Linked DNA regions of Homo sapiens: region 2 is linked to region 1. Evidence: read pairs that join two places in POLR2A ChIA-PET (ENCODE). Cell type or tissue: CD4-positive, alpha-beta T cell. All regions are shown on one strand. Each heading gives the region's core, and the rest is flanking DNA. Links, peaks and the distances in the headings are about the cores only. Region 1 overlaps RAD50 (RAD50 double strand break repair protein). Region 2 overlaps KIF3A (kinesin family member 3A).

Region 1 (2,500 bases), core at 1-2,500:
TCACCCAGAAGAAAGTAAGGTACAAAATTTCCCTCATTCTTTCACGTCTTAGAATAAAGCATGCAGTCAGTGTAATTGTTGCGTTCAGCTGTCTATTTAAGGTAACACAGGAAGTCAGCAGTGCATTTTCAAGAAAAGCTGATTACCATCTGTTATTAGTAATCATCTAAAAACATCACTAAGTATAAGCATTGGCAGTGGTCAGAGACACATAGATGAAAAGGGGGAAATTATCCATCATTTGGAATGTATTACCCCATACTAATACAATATACCAATTTAAATGATGTTAGAATATATCACTCAAGATATGGTGTTCTACCCCATGCCCAAAATGTTCTACTCTCATTTTTCCCCAGATGTGGAAGGTTGCATATTAGGTAATACTTTTTTTTTTTTTTTTGAGACAGAGTTTCGCTCTTTTTGCCCAGGCTGGACTCCAATGGTGCGATCTCAGCTCACTGCCATCTCCACCTCCCGGGTTCAAGCAATTCTTCTGCCTCGGCCTCCCAAGTAGCTGGGATTACAGGCGCCTGCCACCACACCCGGCTAATTTTTTGTATTTTTAGTAGAGACGGGGTTTCACCATGTTGGCCAGGATGGTCTTGATCTCTTGACCTTGTGATCCACCTGCCTTGGCCTCCCAAAGTGCTGGGATTACAAGCATGAGCCACGCACCTGGCCAGGTCATGCTTCTTTTAAGACTCATTGTAAACACGTAACCTTTACAGTTTTGCATCCAAGGTAGCCAGCTTTCTGTGAGGCTCTTCAGAGCCTGGGTCCCTGCATTCGAGGGGAGCTTCAGATGAGGGCTTTATTCAGGGCTCACCTTAGAGTCACCATCTCTATCATGACCATGGATGCAGTAAGGTTTCACAGTAGCTCCTGCAACCTCAAGAGGGTAGATTACAAAACCCAAAGATAGCCAGTGGTGTTTCACACCTAAACAAATGTTTATCTTGCCATAGTGATTGAACCATAGGCTGAATTGTAAAAGCTGATGTTTGGGAGTCTAGCTAAAGAAAACTAAGTTAATAGGTTTAAAGAAGCAAGAGCTGGAAGGGTCTTCTCCTGGAAGGTGAGATATTGGTCTGTGGGGTGTCCAAGGGAGAGAATCCAGTCATGGGTTCTTAGCTTCTCTTTCTGGTTGGACCAGTAAAGCCTCTTCCTCATCCCTCTTTTCTGCTCATCACTAGAGACAAAACTAAAAACCATGGCTTCAGTCTGCTAAAAGCCTAGAACAAAACAGAACAACAAAATAAGGCAGGCTGGACAAGCTTGTTAAGACTTTCATGGATTACCAGAAATATAAATGCCATTAAAGCCATCATTTTTCCTCATAAAATGCAATCGATTGTTACTGAAATTTTTAATGAAATCTTTCAGACTCTTAATGAGTATTTAAATATCAGACTAAAGTAATTTATAAATCATTATTTTCTGAGCTCCGAGAGAGTCTCACTTTTTTTTTTTTTTTTTTTTAAGACAGAGTCTGGCTCTGTCACCCAGGCTGGAGTTCATTCTTGCAAACTCGGCTCACTGTAACCTCCACCTCCCAGGTTCAAGCGATCCTCCTGCCTCAGCCTCCCAAATAGCTGGGATTACAGGTGCCCACCACCACACCGGCTAATTTTTGTATTTTTAGTAGAGATAGAGTTTTACCATGTTGGCCAGGGTGGTCTCTAACATCTGACCTCAAGTGATTTACCCACCTTGGCCTCCCAAAGTGCTGGGATTACAGGCGTGAGCCACCTCACCTGGCCTCTCACTTTAAGAGCCAGTTTTCACAAAGAAATCATACTACTTCGCATGAGTTAGTATATGCATTTAACTGAGAGATGTGCATACTCCAGGCAGGTGGTGGAGCTGATACACTAGCCAGATGGCTACTTGACCATAACAGTTTGCAGCCCATGAAATTCAAATCTTTGCCTCACCAGACAGTCATGGACTTTCAAGGTCATTCTGTAAGTTATTTGATGTTAAATGCCTGTAAAGTCCAAGTGATAAAAGCGTGTTAAGTTAATTGGGCCACTATATGTCACTCAATAGCTCCTATAGGGTTCTTGTACAGGATCTCACTCTGTCACCCAGGCTGGAGTGCAGTGCTATGATCACAGCTCACTGCAGCCTTGACTTCCTGGGATCAAGCTATCCTCCCACCTTAGCTTCCCAAAGTGCTGGGATTGCAGGTGTGAGCCACCGCACCCAGCCCAGAGCTGCCTTCTTTCCATGGCTTCAGCCTAAGTAACTCTCACCTATTACCGTGGCACCTTTCCCACCTCTTATCTCTTACCGTCCTTCCTACCCCCACCTCCACCCATTATACTTCTGCCAGCTTCATTTTCCTAAAGCTGGTGGTCCCTATTCCCTTCTAATTTTAGGAATGACTTCCATACCTGGGCTTTCCCATTTCAATTCCTACTACCAAGTGTGTTCTAACCAAACAATTTTGTCCCATATTTTCCTGTGCTATCTCTCCCATCCTTGGAATGTTATG
Region 2 (8,049 bases), core at 2,321-4,820, 57 kb after region 1:
CTCAATAAAGCTGTTATTTAAAAGAAATTAAAAGGGGGAAAAAAACCCAAGTGTCATCAAAACTTGCCTTTTGAAGACTTGTTCTCTGTAAGAATATGGATCTAGTAACAGTGATTGAGCACTCTCTTTTCATCCTCGCTTACAGAGATGTGACAAAATTAATATGAGTACTAAAATTACACCAAAACATGTAACATCTTTTTAACCCTTTCAAAATAAGGGAACAAATCAAAAGCTTCAAGTCTCACCCTGACCACAGCCAGTTTCACCCTGCCCACATAAAATACCAGCATGCCAAGGGCAATAAATAGCTATGAGAGTCATGGAGGCTCCTCAGGCCAACCGGAGAAGACACATACTGTAAATTTTAATTTCCTTTCTTCTTTGATTGAGGCTCATTTGCATTCAATGGCTAATGTGAGTTGTAGTCTGCCACAGGATATGGGTAGTGGGTTACAGTTTGTATATGAGGACAGGATGGTAAAGGAAAGTAGGAAGATTTAGAGCACGCCATGGAAAGGACACATGCAGACTCTAAGCAGGTCTGTCATCACATAAGCTTCATTAGGCAAGATGCAACTCACATTTCCATTTACTCCCAGTCAGGCAGTCCTGGACTCTGGATGCAAACATGCAACAACAACAAGCCTTTGAATTTCCGAAGACAATGAGAACACAAATTGAGGGGGATACTTATAAAAACAGTGGGTGAGGCCGGGCGCAGTGGCTCACGCCTGTAATTCCAGCACTTTGGGAGACTGAAGCAGGCGGATCACCTTAGGTCAGGAGTTCAAGACCAGCCTGGCCAACATGGCGAAACCCCGTCTCTACTAAAAATACAAAAATTAGCTGGGGATGCTAGTGCACACGTGTAATCCAGCTACTCGGGAGGCTGAGGCAGGAGAATCGCTTGAACCTGGGAGGTGGAGGTTGCAGTGAGCCAAGATCGTGCCATTGCACTCCAGCCTGGGCGGCAGAGCGAGATTCTGTCTCAAAAAAAAAAAAACAAAACAAAAAACAGAGGGTGAAAAACCTTCAGGATTAAGTGAAAGTTAAGATGCTTGTCATCTGAGCACATTTATGTAGCAAACTCAGCCACAGCCCGTGCCTGCTTCATGGGACATGCCTTTTGTCTGTGTGTGGAATATGACATTGACAGTAAGTCTGAACCTTTCCCTCCTGGCTATCATACCTCCACCTTTTGCCAATGAATAAACTATCTGTAACTGGCATCTAGGGGGTAATAATTATTTATTGGAAAAATGAATCAAAAAATGATTTGGCTCAAATCTATGGCTGTCTTTTATGGAAACATTGTTGGGCTACAGTTACAAAGGGTCACCTCTGTTACAAATGCCAAGGGGGCTCTGCTTGTTGCTGTCCATGTCATTGACCCTGCTCTTGGTTTTTCTCTGCCCTCCTTCACATAATCTCAGGGTGCCCACATTATCTAAGGATGGGAATCTCAAGGCTAAGCACAACGCAGAGCTTCCTTATGGAGCTAGGCACAGCCTGGCCTATGACACACAGGGTTGGCTTCTCAGTTTCTAGTAGCTTCCACTAGGAGCAAGGCAGGCACTTTCTCTAGCCTTGGGGCTGATTTCTAGATTCAATTTATTAGCTCAAGTTTGAGTTCCATTCCCAGGTGGAGTACTAAAATCCCCAGTTAGCTGTCACGCCCAGCGTTTCCTCAACTGGGCTTTTGCCCTAAGTACCCAGACACCCTCTCCTTGGCTCTCTAAAGTGTTGTTGTTTTTTTTTTTTTTTTTTTTTTTTTAATGAGACAGAGTCTCGCTCTGTCACCCAGGCTAGAGTGCAGTGGCGAGATCTTGGCTCACTGCAACCTCCACCTCCCAGCTTCAAGCAATTCTCCTGCCTCAGCCTCCTGAGTAGCTGGGATTACAGGTGCCTGCCACCACACCTGCCTCATTTTTTTGTATTATTAGTAGAGATGGGGTTTCACTGTGTTGGCCAGGCTGGTCTTGAACTCCTGACCTCAGGTGATCCACCCACCTCGGCCTCCCAAAGTGCTGGGATTACAGGCATGAGCCACTGTACCCAGCCTAAAGTGGCTATCTTCTAATCCATCCTGTCAACTTCTTCCTAGTCCAACTTTAAGTCTCTAAGCTGTCTGTTCCTTCTAGTTTCTGATTAGCCAGAGTTCAGCCAAACGAAAATATGTTTTGATGTTTTGTATGCTCACTGCACACCTGGGTACTTACTAGGCAACGTGAATAAGAGGACACACATTTGCTCCCTCAGTTTATACCAATCACGAGTGCAAGCAAAACAGCTGAGAAGAGAGGGCGGTTACTCCTCTGGCTGATGACCCTTTCCACCTCCGGGACACAGGTGTGTATAGCATCTGCTCTCCCAACCACCATCCCAACCAGCATCCCGTCTTGCTCCCTCTAATCCTTCACAAACTCTCCAGCAGTTGTTTCTTTTTGTTTTGTTTTGTTTTTCTGAGACAGAATTTCACTCTGTCACTAGGCTGGAGTGCAGTGGTGCGATCTCGGCTCCCTGCAATCTCCGCCCCCGGGATTCAAGTGATTCTCCTGCCTCAGCCTCCCAAGTAGCTGGGACTACAGGTGCATGCCACCACGCCCAGGTAAATTTTTTTGTATTTTTAGTAGAGACGGGGTTTCACCATGTTGGCCAGGATGGTCTCAATCTCTTGACCTCGTGATCCACCTGCCTCAACCTCCCAAAGTGCTGGGATTACAGGGGTGAGCCACCACACCCGGCCCAGCAGTTGTTTTTCTAAAACACAAATAGGCCAGGTGCAGTGGCTCACGCCTGTAATCCCGGCACTTTGGGAGACTGAGATGGGAGCTTCGCTTGAACCCAAAAGTTCGAGACCAGCCTGGCCAACATCCTGTCTCTACAAAAAAAAAAAAAATTAAATTTTTACACAGCTGTGCTCTCAGCTAATTGGGAGGTTGAAGCAGGAGGATTGCTTTAGCCTGGGAGGTTGAGGCTTCAGTGAGCCTTGATCATGCCACTGTACTCCAGCCTGGGTGACAGTGAGACCCTGTCTCAAAATAAAACACAATGTGAATGGCCCACTTAAAATCCTTCTGTGGCTTCCCACTGCTTACAGAAAACTCTTCCACAGTAGGATCCTGTCCCATCTCTTTCCTTTTCAGGCTCATTTGCCTCCACCCCGTTTGCTCTACTTCAAGCACACCACCAACGCACATGGCATCCAAACTCACTCGCTCCTGGAATACCTTTCCCCAGCTGTTGAACTGCTGAAGACCTCAAACAGAACTTCCCCTGAGAAGCCTCTTCTGCCCCTTTGGTCAGGCAGACATGTGTCAGGCACCATGTCAGCTGCACAGGAAGGATGCCGTACCTGGCAGCTCACCATTCAGCCTCTTTTACCACAGCCCTCAGCATGCTATGCAGTCATTCTCCATTCATGTGGCCACCTCTCTCTCCTAAGGGAGGGTGTGAGTTTTGAAAAGACATTCTTCTCAGCATAGAGCAGGTACACAGTAAACACAGAAGAGATGTGCACATGTAACGGACTACAGCAGGAGATACACTTAAAACAGGGCACATGCTGGGCACAGTGGCTCACGCCTGTAACCTCAGCACTTTGGGAGCCCAAGGCGGGAGGACTGCTTGAAGCCAGGAGTTCCAAACCAACCTGGGCAACTTAGCAAGCTCCTATCTCTACAAAAAATTAAAAAATTAGCCAAGTGTAGTGGCAGACACCTGTGGTCCCAGCTACTTGGGAGGCTGAGGTGGATCATTTGAGCCTAAGAGTTTGAGGTCATAGTAAGCTATGATTGTGACACTGCACTCCAACCTGGGTGACAGAGTGAGACCCTGTCTCTAAAAATGAAAAACAAAACAGGCTACCTGGTGAGTAGCATAACTCATGGTGGGGTAGAAATCAAGGCCAACATAATATTTCTGTAATGACTCTGCTGCTTTTAGGTTGGGTTAGGCAATATCCTCTTGCTAAGATTAGTATCGACTCTGAGAAATACTTTATTCAGTTGTAAAGTCCCAGTTAAATTCCTTTGCACAACTGGAGAAATAAAGCCTTTGATTAAAAACTAAAATTTCCCCAGCCCTCTAAAAAGGGATGGGGGAGGGGAGCAGGTGGAGAGGAATATCTGATCTGTCATATTCTTTAGTCAGAGCCATAAACGTGTTTGGGTGAGACAATCTGATCTTCTGATAACGTTGATAAAAGTCACTTGAAGATTGGGTCACAGGAAGCCCAAGATAAATGCTGAGAGGAAACAGGTTCTTTTTGAAGTAGCCTCTTCGTAATCATTTTCCCACACATTTGTTCAACTTCCGAAAAAGGACTGAATACCTGATTTGCTTTGCAAATGAAACAGCTTAAGACAGAGAAATTGAGATAATAATTAATAAATGTGTTTGGAAGGCTCCTCCAGCTCGCTTTAAGTTCAGGCTGTGGCTTCAGAACTGTGTTAACTCCTTCTGTAAAGGCACAGGCTAACGGTGGTCTTCAGTGATTTTTACTCTACCTTGTTTTAAAAATGGATTCAAAGTGATTTATTGGAAAAGATTAAGACAGAAAATAACATTATTAGGACCAAAGCAGAAAGGGAGTAGGAGGAAATGATGATCCAGAGAAAAATAAGACTATAAGCAGGTCATCAGATATTATAGTCCTATCAGCAAAAGCACAGTGGAAAACGCATTATTTTACTTCACTCTTTTTATATATGCGGGGAGAAAATAGTCTGATATAATAATCTGGTACTTAGCTTTAAAAGAAATTTCTCGAGAATCTTCACAAGATGATAGGATGGACAATGTCTTCAGCAGCATCCCGACAACACAGGCAGTAACAGACGCGTTTGTAAGGGAGTGGCTCAGTGGTATCGCTTGATGAAACTGGACACCATAGCTCCAGAACTCAATTGCAGAAGAGGGGCAAAGGGGGAAAAGGCAGCACGATTTATTATCTTGTACATGCCAGGGCAGGCCTTTAATTTTGTCTTCATGTTCTACACACAGGTAAGAGTTTTACATAAGCTGGAAGTGGGGGAGAGGAAGACCCCTGGAATGACCAGAGGAGTTTCCACCCCTACAAAAAACACATTTTAAAAAAGCCACTTGACGCCAGGTGCAGTGGCTCACGCCTGTAATCCCAGCGCTTTGGGAAGCTGAGGCAGGCAGATCACGAGGTCAGAAGTTTGAAACCAGCCTGGCCAATATGGTGAAACCCTATCTCTACTAAAAATACAAAAATTAGCCGAGCATGGTGTTGCGTCTGTAGTACCAGCTACTTGGCAGGCTGAGGCCGGAGAATCGCTTGAACTCGGGAGGCAGAGGTTGCAGTGAGCTGAGATTGCGCCACTGCACTCCAGCCTGGGCAACAGAGTGAGACTCTGTCTCAAAAAATAAAAAGTAAAAATAAAAAATTATCCAGGTGTGAGGGCATGCACCTGTAGTCCTAGTTACTCAGGAGGCTGAGGCAGAAGGATTGCTTGAACCCAGGAGTTCAAGGGGGCAGTGAGCTATGAACGCACCACTGCACTCACGCCTGGGCAATAGAGCAAAACCCTGTCTTTAAAAACAAAGTCATTTGAGACACAAAATTACAGCTAGATAGAAGGTCTAGTGTTTTTATAGCACTGTAGAATGACTATAGTAAACAACAACATTTTCAAATAGCTAGAAAAGAAAATACTGAGTGTTCACAAGGACATAATGTCTGAGAAGATGTATATGCTAATTACCCTGATCTGATCATCATGTATTTTATCAAAACATCACGATATATCTCATAATATAATTATGTGTCAATTAAAAAATAAAAATTTCAGGCCGGGCGCGGTGGCTCATGCCTGTAATCCTAGCACTCTGGGAGGCCGAGGCAGGCGGATCACAAGGTCAGGAGATCAAGACCATCTTGGCTAACACGGTGAAACCCCGTCTCTACTAAAAATACAAAAAATTAGCCGGGCGTGGTGGCACATGCCTATAGTCCCAGCTACTCGGGAGGCTGAGGCAGGAGAATGGCGTGAACCCAGGAGGCGGAGCTTGCAGTGAGCTGAAATCGTGCCACTGCACTCCAGCCTGGGCAACAGATCAAGACTCTAAAAAAAAATAAAAACAAAAATAAAAATTTAAAGTCCTTTGAAACTTGTTGACAAATCAAAATTTCTCATTTTCTACTTTGAAGTTCTTAAGCCTGCCAGTCACAGTGCCTGGTAATCAATGTTTGTCAAAAGAACATGATTAACAATAACCCAAGTAATGTTATTGTCTTGGAGATACTTCAAGCTTCTGAATGAGATCATGGCACTGTTACCACTAAGTAATGGTACCTTTCATAGAATACATTCTACATACACACTTCCTTAAGTTATGACCTGAGAATTGGTTTCTGTTCTCAAACACATAATGAAAAGGATAACAAAATTCAGATAGAAGTATTTTTGGGGCTAGGCACAGTGGCTCACACCTGTAATTCCAGCACTCTGGGAGGCCGAGGTGGGTGGATCACCTGAGGTTGGGAGTTCGAGACGAGCCTGACCAACATGGAGAAACACCGTCTCTACTAAAAATACAAAGTTAGCCAAGCATGATGGTGCATGCCTGTAGTCCCAGCTACTCTGAAGGCTGAGGCAGGAGAATCACTTGAACTTGGGGGGCGGAGATTGCAGTGAGCTGAGATCGTGCCATTGCACTCCATCCTGGCCAACAAGAGCCAAACTCCATCTCAAAAAAAAAAAAGTATTTTTGGTGAAAAATACAGTTTATCAATGAGAAGAAGCACATTTAAAAACATTTCTCCAGCTGGGCACAGTAGCTCAGGCCTGTAATCCCAGCACTTTGGGAGGCTGAGGCGGGTGGATCACCTGAGGTCAGGAGTTCGAGACCAGCCTGAACAACATGGTGAAATTCCATCTCTACTAAAAATACAAAATTAGCCAGGCATGGTGGTGCATGCCTGTAATCCCAGCTACTCAGGAGGCTGAGGCAGGAGAATTGCTTGAATCCAGGAGGTGGAGGTTGCAGTGAGCTAAGACTGTGCCACTGCACTCCAGCCCGGGCAACAAGAGCAAAACTCTGTCTCAAAAAATAAGATAAATAAAATAAAATAATAAATAAAATAAAATAAAATAAAATAAAATTTAAAATAAAATAAAATAAAATTTAATTAAAAAAAAAGTTTCTCCAAAGAATCAAACTAAATGTCCATCAATGACAGATTGGATGAAGAAAATGTGGTACATATACACCATGGAATATTATGCAGCCATAAAAATGAATGAGATCATGTCTTTTGTGGGAACATGGATAGAGCTAGAGGCTATTATCCTTAGCAAACTAACATAGGAACAGAAAACCAAATACCGCATGTTGTCACTTATAAGTGGGAGCCAAATGATAAGATCTTATGAACACGAAGAAGGAAACAACAGACACTGGAGTCTACTTGAGGGGAGAGGATGAGAGAAGGGAGAAGAGCAGAAAAGATAACTATTGGGTATTGGGCTTAATACCTGGGTGATGAAATAATCTGTACAACAAAACCCCATGAGATGTGTTTACCTATGTAACAAACCTTCACATGTACCGCCAAACCTAAAAGTTTAAAGATGTAAATAACATCTCTCCCAGATTTGCTTCATGATTTCTGCTTAAAAGACCCACAACATTAAGCGTTTCTGGGTGTGAAACTACACAGGCCTCTCTTAACCACAAATTGAGATGCCAAGCACAAAGAACCTGCTCATTAATATCAGGGTGGAAGTAACCACAAAGATAGTTGAGAAAAGCAGCAGACCACTACTACAGGCATTAGGTAAAAGATTTTTATTCTTATTTAACCATGCTGCATGTATACATACAATACCAATATATACAACTTGAACAAATACAATTTATACATAAAATACAATGAAAGCATGGCTTTTGAAACTGATGCAACAAACTGTAATTTGTAATTTTGGCCAGCATACAGTATTATAGTAATGCTACTGAAGTTATTCATTAAATTAGTCAGACTACAGTATAAGTTCAAAGGCACTAGAAACATCTATGTTT

Evidence for each region. Peaks named below come from ENCODE experiments on the same cell type or tissue, not always from the same donor. Only the 100,000 strongest peaks of a DNase experiment are listed, where the experiment ranks them.
Region 2: POLR2A ChIA-PET joins it to region 1 with 6 read pairs; 5 of 35 experiments call an interaction of 5 or more read pairs at or near these places.

What each region holds. Positions count from the first base shown.
Region 1 is chr5:132,629,657-132,632,156 of GRCh38, forward strand. The region is part of intron 21 of RAD50 (RAD50 double strand break repair protein); the gene reads left to right. It also overlaps a transcript of TH2LCRR not described here. Among named protein-coding and RNA genes, the nearest start is that of TH2LCRR, 25 kb to the right of the region's middle. In CD4-positive, alpha-beta T cell, for the core only: no CTCF peak of the experiment used is centred there; no DNase peak of the experiment used is centred there.
Region 2 is chr5:132,684,828-132,692,876 of GRCh38, forward strand. KIF3A (kinesin family member 3A) reads right to left here. Exons shown (of 19, transcript NM_001300791.2): 19 at 7,804-8,049. Among named protein-coding and RNA genes, the nearest start is that of IL4, 15 kb to the left of the region's middle. In CD4-positive, alpha-beta T cell, for the core only: no CTCF peak of the experiment used is centred there; DNase peaks (open chromatin) are centred at 3,374 and 4,154.